Regions from separate parts of the Homo sapiens genome. Here region 1 is linked to region 2. The links are chromatin loops, found by intact Hi-C in ENCODE. Cell type or tissue: PC-3. All regions are shown on one strand. Each heading gives the region's core, and the rest is flanking DNA. Links, peaks and the distances in the headings are about the cores only.

Region 1 (5,388 bases), core at 260-5,259, 97 kb before region 2:
AAAAATGTGGACTGAAAATTTTAGACTACTGAAGCTACCTTTAAATGTATCCAAATAAGGGACTTGAATAAAATCTCATAGTTGAGTTCAATGAAAAACCCATACTATATGTCCCAGCAGAGGAGTAAGATACAGTGATTCTGACTTGCCTAGTGAGAAAGCACTTTCCTTGATACCAAGAACCTTAATTCGAACAAAACTTAAACATTTATATTCATATCATGTGGATCTGTCTGGCCACAGTTAATTTGAGCCTATCACTTTATTCCCTGTACAGAATATCTAAAGCTTTAAGGCAGATTCAGGGAGCCTTTTCTTCCTGAAACACAAACACTTACACTACGCTCTCATTAACTGGAACTTTCACATCTGCACTGAAGTGAAAATAGAACCTAAAGCTCTGTCCTACCTACTGTATGTCAAATAACACAGATTAGAAAGGGTGTATTTGACAATGGCATTTTATTCAGGCTTCAGAGGGAAAGAGTTGGACAAGTCATAAACTTGCATAACCATTAAATAAAAATAACTGCAGGGATGTTTAAGAGATATACTAAAATAAAAAATTTTAAATACTTGATAAAGGCAAAATTTTACCTGTTATTCATTTTACTTTATCCCAACTTGACACAATTATTAAAAAACTTTACCTCTACAACTTAAAAGCTAAAACCACTTCCAAGGCTTCTGGAGCCCCATATGGAGTCAGTTACCAGGGTAGAAGATGGGAGTGAGTTTCCAGGGTAAGAAGAGAAAGGTCATTATTCGGTGGCATCTTCAGGTTTAAATAATCTAGGCCAACTCTTTTCACAGAAATATAATGTGAGCCACATACATAATTTTAATTTTCACATTAAAAAAGTGAAAAGAAACAGGTAAAATAGATTTTAATATATTTTTACCCCAATGTATCCAAAATATTACCAATTCAGTATGTCATTGATATAAAAAATTGAGATATCTTACATTATTTTGGTAAGTCTTCCAAATCTGGTATGCATTTTACACTTACAGCACCATTCAATTTAGACTAACCACATTTCAAAAGCTCAACAGCTACATGTGGCTAGTAGTTACCCTACTCGACAATGCTTCTTTAAACTCACAGTCTCATTTGAAAAGGAAAGGTACTTTGAAGGTAATGGAATTATATGATTCTGTCTGGATTGAAGTGGACTGCTCTTTGCTTATTGTTGATTGTGAATGCTAGGCAGTTCTGAGGATTTAGACCAGGAAAGCACAATGACAAGATCTCCAAATCCTGTCATTGTAGGCCGGGCGCGGTGGCTCTTGCCTGTAATCCCAGCACTTTGGGAGGCTGAGGCGGGCAGATCACCTGAGATTAGGAGTTCAAGACCAGCCTGACCAACATGGAGAAACCCCATCTCTACTAAAAAAAATACAAAATTAGCCGGGCTTGGTGTCACATGCCTGTAATCCCAGCTACTCGGGAGGCTGAGGCAGGAGAATTGCTTGAATCCAGGAGGCGGAGGTTGCGGTGAGCCAAGATCATGCCACTGCACTCCAGCCTGGGTGACAGAGTAAGACCCCATCTCAAAAAAAAAAAAAAAAAAAAAAAAATCTGGACTGTAAGGCATTTCTCAGTTCACATGCAATTAATATTGATATTTCCGAGTTGTAAAATTTTGGGCTGTTCCTTGGTTTTCTAAATATTTTCCTTTACATCTAAATCCAGGTGGATAAGAAACACAGGAACCCTCTTCTCTTCCCTACACCCCACCTCTAGTCATCCTTCTACTGGATTCTCAAGAGTAGCCACTCTTAAGTGTAGTTTTCCTTCTATTTTGATGCACAAGGTATCTCTGAGTCTTTGCCTAGGCTGCTGTCTCTTCTTAAACCACCCTTTGAGCAGTGCTACCTGCATCCCTCATCTCCATCATCTGGCTGGCTCCTAATAGCTATCTGAAGTCAGCTTTGCCCTTCAAACCCCAAGACCACCCGAAGACCCAAACCCAGTGTTCTTTCTTCACATTCCCATGGCAAACATTGTGGGCTCTTATGCCACACTGTTTCCATTGTGGGCTCTTATGCCACACTGTTTCCATTGTGTTTCTAACTCCATGTATTATATCTGTTTACGATCCCTCTTCTCCAACTAGATAGTGACCTCCTAGAAAATATCTCATTTACCTTCGTAGTTACAATGCCTAGTACAAAATAAGTATACTTAAAGTACACAATAAAGGCTCATAAAGATGAAACATGGAACAGTATATGGAAAGTATAATAAAGTTCATCTATTCAAAGAATAAATGTTTTAAAGTACATGTCTAACATCTTTTGTAGCAAAAATGCATTTAAAATGCACATGTCCCAGACATTGTGCTAGATGTTGAGGATACAGAGATAAATGAGATTCTAACCTATAAGAGACAACAGTTAAGCAATGGTAAAGATGAACACTTCTCAAAAGTATGTGAATTCGAGTCTCCTGGGGAATTCATTGAAAACAGATTCTGATTCAGGGGATCAGCGGTAGGGCTTAAAGTTCTGCATTTCTAATAAGTTCCCAAGTGACACTGCTGGTCCCATGACCATACTTTAAGTAGGGAAGGACTATGGCCCGTAAGTTAGGAGACCTGAAGTTTAGCCGTGACTCCTGTTGTATGAGTCACTTCTCTTAATACTGCCAGATCTGCTTGCTCAGCTCATAAATTGTTTCAGATCAGAGAGGAGAGTAGATGATTTCTATATTATCTATAAGCTCTATAATCCATGATATCCATATTCTATCAGGCTTCGGGGGACAGTAGGGATCAGACCTGTGGTTTTTAGTTTTGGCTGCTCTTTAGAATCACCTAGGGCTAATTTCAAAATTCAGATGCCCAGAACACAGACCAGACCTTAGAATGTCTGCAGGTGGGGCTCAGGCATGAGTATTTTTAAACTCCCAGGGTTGAGTAATCCAAGCAGTATGTGTTGATTGTTAACTCAATTGATTGGTATTAATGAGGTCGGAGATAACAAAGGATGCTCCCCTTGGCAGGTAACTTTGTCCTATTCTGCTGGCAGTACTACAATGCCTGTTGGTCCAAAGAGCCTGATTAAAGGCACTGTGAAGTTCTATTTCCAACACTGAAAAAGCACCCCAAAGCACAGACTCTGAGGTGTAAAATTATGCACAAAAGAAAAGCTATGCTGATACCATAACAAATAATTAGCCATGCTTCCCAACCTTTTGCAGGCCTCACACTTGACAAAGGAGATCAAAATGAAAATGGAGCATTTATTTTTTCCCCCAATGAAAAATGGAAACACCAGCATCCAAGAAGCCACTGGATATATATGCTTTGCAAGTAAAGTCGTATCCTAGATTCTTTTTAAATTAGTTTTGGAAATTTGAAAATTTTAAATAAAAAAGTACAAACACTTTTTAAGGGTGTTTCAGCAGTTTTCAAAATGGAACAGGACTTTGTCATCCTCACCACATCTCTTAGGTCTAGGTTAAGAATAGAGGAGAAACATCCAAACTTGTTCATACTTTTAAGATATCTTAGTTTTAAATGTGTTGGTTTCTTTAACTTTAAAAAAATTGCTTTGCTGAAGTAAGAAAAAAGAGAATTAGATTTTTTATCATTTAACTCAAGTAATGAATTGCTTTGTAGCGCAACAGTAGCACATCACTGAAATACTGATTATTTTTTCTTTATTAGTTTTCACTTTGAAATATACTGTGCACACTTTTCCAAAACAGATTACTTGTGTCTGACAAATGTATCAACAAATAGCTAAAGAGTACATACTACAATCAAAATATTCTAGGATTTGAGAGGTAAGAGAGTATGATATTCTGTTATCTTCAAAGACCTTAGAACCTGTCTGAAGTGATTAAACTTACATTCTATGAAAAAATAGCTAAAATTATGAACACAAAATAATAAAAGCTAAAATAGTAGTTTTAAAGCTTTCAGAGAAGAGAGATACCTCACTTCCAGCTGGGATGGGCTAATGGAAGGCTAAATAAAGAAGGGAAAGGTTTTATCCGAACCTTCAAGGATGGCAGGTATTAGATCATTAGCCTAGAAAAAGAAACTCTATGATCAAGAGCAAGAGGAAAGGAAATCATAAGATGGGCTCAAAAATAGTGATAAGACAAGTAATGAGTAATGAGACAAGAATGTCTCACCTGGGCCAGGTGAAAAGTTCCATATCAGCCAGGCTTAGATCTGAAGACTTAAGGACTATGAACAAAACAAAAGCATAGTTAGGCAAATTGGATTAATACTTCCGGTCTCCAGGGACAGGGTAAAGTTGATATATATAGGACAGTATAAGCATAAGAATTGACAAAGATAAGGTATCATGTGGCTAGAATGGAATTACCTGAGGGCTCGCTAGGCTGAAGACTTCTCTTTTCACATTTTCCTACAGCTAATGAGAAATCAGTGGAGACTTTTCTTTGCTTGCTTGTCTAAGTAATACTCGAAAAGCCATATTTTTCAGGAAGACAAATTTTGAGCCATATATAGCACAAATTAGAGTGGAATAGAACAGATTAGTAGACTGATGCAGAAAGGCTGATCTCAATTGTAGTACTAGAAAGAGGGAAGTGCAAAGAAATTAATGTAGGAATAACAAAACATAAGACTTAGTGAATAACTAAATCTGGGGGGTGGGGTAGCAGAGCCATGGGTGCCCCACACATAAACTCCAAGCACTCATTTCTTCACACTGAAAGCTGCTTGCTGTGAACACCTATAATCTTTGCTTGAGGTATTCAGCCTGGCTGGGGGAATATGCTTGGCCCACATGTACGACAAGCCAGCAATGCCAGAGAGATAATACCCTTAGAAGCAGCTCAAACCAATAAAGATAGAGATTTGGAGGACAAATGCCACAAACTCCTCACTCCTCCATTAGAATAACTCTTAGTCTTACACTAACTCTCAGAATATCCCAGTGGTAACTTGCTTGTTAATACACCTTATCTTGTATTTCTTTAATTTCCTGTCTCTTCTCTCTACTCCCTTATCAGCATTTTTTGGTGTTACTCCCAAAGAAACTTGTATTTTTAAACTTCAAAGGCACTGGGATCCTTGCCTTGGCCACTGCTTCTAGAGTGGCCTAACATAGGCCACAGTTAAGAAGAAAGCAGAATTAAATTCTAACATGGTTAAGAAGAAAGCAGAATTAAAGATTAGGCAGAATAATAGGGCAACAAAAGTGTTCACATCCTAATCCTTGGAACCTGTGAATATGAAACTTTCTATGGCAAAATGGATTCCGCAAATGTGATTAAGGTTAAAGACTATGAGAGAGGGAGACTATCTTGGACTATCCGGGTGTGCCTAATCAAATCACGTGGTTGCTTAAAAGCAGGAAACCTTTCTCAACTGTAGTTAGAGGGAAACGTGACTATGGAAGAAT
Region 2 (5,388 bases), core at 219-5,218:
GTATCTCACTGAGCTTCTTTAATTGGGATCATTATTTTGAATTCATTTTCTAGGATCTCATAAATTTCTTTTTCATTGAAATCTGTTGCTGGAGAATTATTATGATCCCTTCGAGGTTTCATATTTGATTGCTTTTTCATTTTCTTGTGTCCTGATGTTTATATCTGTGTATGTGGTATAACAGTTGCTTCTTCCAACTTGTTGGATTGGCTCTCACTGGGGGAGACTTTTTGTTGAAGTTCTATCCATGGTGTTAGTTTGGTAGGGTACTTTAGCTTTGATTCTGGGTGCATGCAGTAGTATAGTCTCCATGTTATTTTTTCACTGTAAATAGCTTCAGTGCTGTCTGTGACTTCCTCAGTGGCTTAGGGTGTGGTTATTAGTGGAGGCTGTGGTGAGGATTTTCTAGGAATGTGAATGTCAGGCCCCAGTGGTGGAAGCAGCAGGCCAACTGTGCCTGTTTTTGGGTTTGCAGGCAGTATACATAGGCGCTGTTGTAAGCAGTTTCTAGCAGGCCAATTCTTGGGCTTCCAAGCAGCTTGCTTGGGTGCTGACAGTGGACAACAGTGGGTCAAGTGGATGGAGGGGTCCTTGAGCCCCTGGGCAGCGAGTGTGGCATGGATGATAGTAGTAGTAGTGATGGGACAAACCTTGGGCTCCCAAGCAGCACATGCTGGTTTTAGCATTGGCTGCAATGGGCAAGGCAACCAGTTCCCATGTTCCCAGGTCGTGCATGTAGTTGGGTGCTGGCTATCATAGTGGCAGGCTGGTTGGGACTATCCTTGGGCCTCTGGGAGGAGTGCTCAGATATCAGTGGTGGTCGGTGGGTTGCAGTGATCCCCAGGCTCCCAGGTAGCAAGCTTGGGCACTAGGATCGGATGGTATATGGCCAGCTGGGGTTGTCTTCAGGCCCCCTGGTGGTGTGCACAGGTGCAGGCTGTTGTAGGCAGGCCAGAGTGATCCCAGGTCCCCAGCAGAGTGCTTGGGTGATGGCAACACTGGTGGCAGAGGATGGGATAGCCAGCCCTTTGGCATGTGCAAATATGCAAGGCCCTGCTGCTGGTGGTGGGACAAGGGTGTCACTACTAGCAGCATGTGCTTCTGTCCCTAGTAACAGCAGTGGTGGTTGTTGTGAGCAAGGAGATTCTGTTCTCAGGGAGTGTGCAAGAATGCAGCAGCCCTGCTGCTGGTGGAAGAAGATTGCTATCAGTGGCAGTGGACTCAGGCAGGCAGGTTTAAGTCTCTGAAGAACACATGCTTTGGCTCCCTTTGTCCCAGAGACAGCCTCTCAGTGCATGGCACCATCCCTTCAATGGGGTGCACAACGTTGTTTGTGCTAGCTGGGGATCCTGCTGCTCTGCTGGATGCAACTAGCATTGTGCCACTATAGCCTTCCAGGAAGACAAGAGGGAATATCAGTGGGGCTCCAGGGATATGGAGATGCAGGGCCTATTGGGTCTCATGGGAGGTTGCAGTCTGGTGGGGGCTGGGCTCTCAAAATGACACCATGCTGCAGCTGCTTAAGACTTTGGGGGTGTGTGGAACCCTGTATGAGCTCCCTCTCTGGAGAAATGCTGTTCATGGCTCCCAGGCAGCTCCTTACGCTAATTTCAGGGCCCACAAAGATCATGAGGCTCTCCCATGGCTTGGGTTGCAGGAATCTATGATAGGAATATGGACTTCTGGGTTCTCTCTTACTGTTTCCCCACACTGGGGATTATCTTTGGGCTCTCAGATGATCCTGGCCGAGTTGGCTGCTCACTTCCTTCTCCTTCCACGCCTCAGTTCTTTCCTGTCATTTCTCTATTGAATTTCAGTGTTCTCTCTTAGACGCTGTATTTGAAGTATGATTATCTACTTGCTATTTTGGTTCTTTGTGGAGGAGATGAGTGCTGGATGCTTTCAGTCAGCCATCTTGAAGCCACTCCCATCTGTAAATTTTTAACAAACAATTTAAATAAATCTCAAAGTTCCCCTTGACCCCACCCCATCCTGCTCTCCAGGGCTTGAAATTTCTTTGTTGAATCTACATGCCTTTAGGAGGATATTGTCCAGTTCTCTGTCATCTCTACCTACTGTTTCACCCCCAGCCCCACTGCAATCCACTGTATCACCTACCTTGGCCTGAGTTCATTTGCCATTAGAGTAGAAGCACTGTACTTTGAGTCATTAGACAACTCTTATCTGAATGAACCTTGGTTAGCCACTAAGAGATTGAGCTTTACTTTGTTCATCTTTAAACCCTGTGCTTCTTACACAGTGATTGTCATGAGAATCAAAGCCAATTATGTCAGTGAAACCACCTGACTAGCCATGCTTCCTGAGCAAAAGATATCCCAAGAAGGAGAAAATATATTTTACAGCAACCTATAAAATCTCTTAGACCCATTATTTCTCTGTGAAAATAAAAGTTTCAATTTCATTATAAGTGACAGATTCCATGATAAGCAATAACATATATGTGTAGCACTTAGTCATTGCCAAGACCAAAGTGATTCACAATTTTAGTCACCATTATTGATGGTTTACATAATGAATAATAGTAATAGTCAATCCCTGTTTATTTTTATATGTTTTAAAATATTCTAACTAAAATTGATACTACAGAAAGATAAGTCATGTTTGTCCTACAGCTTCAAATACTTTCCAACACCTTACAAAACATTAAGCAAACATGCAACGTTATTATTACCAGTCTTTCAAGACCCAGCTAAAGAATTCCTTTATAAAAAATTATTTCACCACCCCAACCTAGAACTCTCCCTCTGAATTCCAGCAGTGGCTGTTTGTCTTTAGTTTTCTTGGCCATTAGGTATACACATGGCCTTGTATTGCTTCTATTGTTGTCATACTGTTATTTAAATATTTGTGGAATTGAGATTCTAGTATTTAATTGTTCATGTGTTTATCTCATCTCTCCTCAACTCGATTATAGGCTTCCTTATGTCACAGGCCATGTTCTCTGCCATACTTTGCAACACATCACATACATAGTAGGGACCCAGTAAGTGTCTTTGATTTCATTTGAAGAGAGTGTTATATCCTAGAAGTGCCGTAAGAATGTGTCTCTTAAAACTCCTCATCTATAACCTTGTCGCTTCTGGAATGTAACCAGAGAATAGCTTTGAAGTGAGGTTATGATGTGTTTCTTTCTTATTTGTTTCTAGGAATGAAAGACCTTGTTTTCTACCCTGGCAAAGTAAGATGATTTGAATTTCTCTAATGCACAATCCACTATATGTTGTTTTTTGTATTGAAGGTCATGTGTTGAAATGTAAAAGTATTTGTTGGCAATAATTATTTAAGTAGACTATTTCCAATCTTAAAAACATAGGATTATGTTTAAAATTAATTTTCTTATTTGTCTATGGTTGCAACTTAAAACACTTTTCCTTGTATACACTATAAAATGTTAATAGCTACGTATAGAGTGACTTTACGACTGTACTGTCATTTTTCTCAGCTTGATCAGCTCTTTTGAATGGCATCATTATGATCAAAGTTGTTTACAGTAATAAAATATGAATAGTTTCAATAAAAAAGTAGGCACCATTACAATTAAGAAGTATCTGGCATTTTAGAATGTGATAACCACTCATAATGCTGTCACAGGATAAGCAAGTCTACAATATAAACATAATTAGAAGAATGACCTAAACAAGTCTTTGAAGCACAAAAAGGAATATGAATTGAGGGAGGCAGTGCTGCATAGCTGGGAATATGCAGAATATTCAATACACCTGCATTGTTTCAAAGAAATTGTGAGTAGTTTAACATTTTATTCATACTTGTATCCTTCATCTAGTTCTACCTGCAAAGAACAAACAAATTTTAAAATTAGGACAACATACCAAATGTTTCAATAAAACTTGGGGCTTAGTACTTTGTTTGATAAGGAATACTACAAAAATTAGCAAATTCATATTTGTTCGGGTATTTATTCAATTACATTACATTGCTATTGGAAAACATAACAACGAGGATGTATAAAATAACTCTGCAAATCTTTACACCATGAACAAACACCTTTCTAAATGACAATGTTTTCTTCATGCAGACACTGATTTTTAGGTTTCTGTTTCTTTCCCTTCATCTGAAGATTGATTTACTTCTGGTTCATGCATGTGCTCATGGTCACTACCATCAGAGGGGTGACAGGTAAGAGAAATTGAATAAAAGTCTAGGTCAGTTGATGTTGCTACTGCTTTGAGCTTCTGAAACCAGGGTTAGAGAAAGTAAATGATGGTAGACTATTTCTTTGGGGAATAAAAAGAACTGGTTTCAGCAACTTTATAAGGGTGATTGTCTTCATAATGTTTATAGTAAGTAAAGTTGTGAGGGCTAACCCAGAGGCAGCTGAACACAATGACTATTTTGACTCCCTTATTGAAGAATGGAAATAAGCAATTTTTGACATAATTCCTGATGCACACAGTAATTAGGAACCTGTTTACAAATAAATACATGAATTGTCAAACAATTTACTTAAACATGTTGCATGTATAATAGTAATACTAAAACATAACTCAAGATAGGTAATCCCTTTACTAATTCATTATTTTTGGTGAATAATGAAGGTGTGTTCTCATGCCAGACTATTTTAATCCTGACATATATCTCCACCTCTGTTTTGGAAAACATACCCCTTTTTCATAAGAGTGGATGTTATCCTTTTCTCCATAAGGCTGTCTATAGGATACTGCTTTCCTCTAGCAGTACATTGGCTCCAGAGTGAATTAATCAATAAAGAAAATAAATTATGTAATATTAAATATGTATATAATTATCTTCTTTAACTGCATAAAAACCTAGACTAAATTTTAAAATTGCCTCTTGTAGGTGCTTATGTTTTTAAACAACCTAAAAGTCTATCAAAGTGAGAGTAGCTAAAGAAAGTATGGATGCATATAATGGAATATGTTGCTGTTAAAAAGAATCAGGTCATTCTGTATGAATTGACAATAAAATGTTATGTTATTGTGAAGTGAAACATTTTAGTTAAAAAAGAAAATTACGTAACATACATAAGGTATTGTGTCATTTTTTCATAAACATACATATATTTGTATATTCTAGAAATGAGTCTCAATAAATACGTATCTTTCTTGGGGGAGGAAAACATTCACTGTTTATTTGTATTATTTTAATTATCACAATGAGCGTTTTAAAAACAGTTTTTATGGTACAAAGATCAGAGACAGTCTCAGAAAATATCTATCAAACTTTAAGGAAAACAGCATTCCTTTATTGTTGGCTTGTTTTTAAACAGAGAAGCCATGGAAAAATCCTCGGTTTGTTATGAGGAAATTTTTTTCTTTTGGCATTTGCTATCTTTTTTTATTTCCTCATTTGGAAATTATGTATTCATATTTTTTGATTATCTATGGG

Evidence for each region. Hi-C counts contacts between places; a loop is a spot of excess contacts. Peaks named below come from ENCODE experiments on the same cell type or tissue, not always from the same donor. Only the 100,000 strongest peaks of a DNase experiment are listed, where the experiment ranks them.
Region 1: a loop joins it to region 2, with 5 times the contacts of the local background. A loop is called at or near these places in 1 of 110 quality-filtered maps.

What each region holds. Positions count from the first base shown.
Region 1 is chr2:58,434,249-58,439,636 of GRCh38, reverse strand. No RefSeq gene overlaps it. Among named protein-coding and RNA genes, the nearest start is that of LINC01122, 84 kb to the left of the region's middle. In PC-3, for the core only: no CTCF peak of the experiment used is centred there; a DNase peak (open chromatin) is centred at 2,606.
Region 2 is chr2:58,336,803-58,342,190 of GRCh38, reverse strand. No RefSeq gene overlaps it. Among named protein-coding and RNA genes, the nearest start is that of LINC01795, 64 kb to the right of the region's middle. In PC-3, for the core only: a CTCF peak has its summit at 958; DNase peaks (open chromatin) are centred at 2,220 and 2,450; H3K27ac peaks cover 1,951 bases.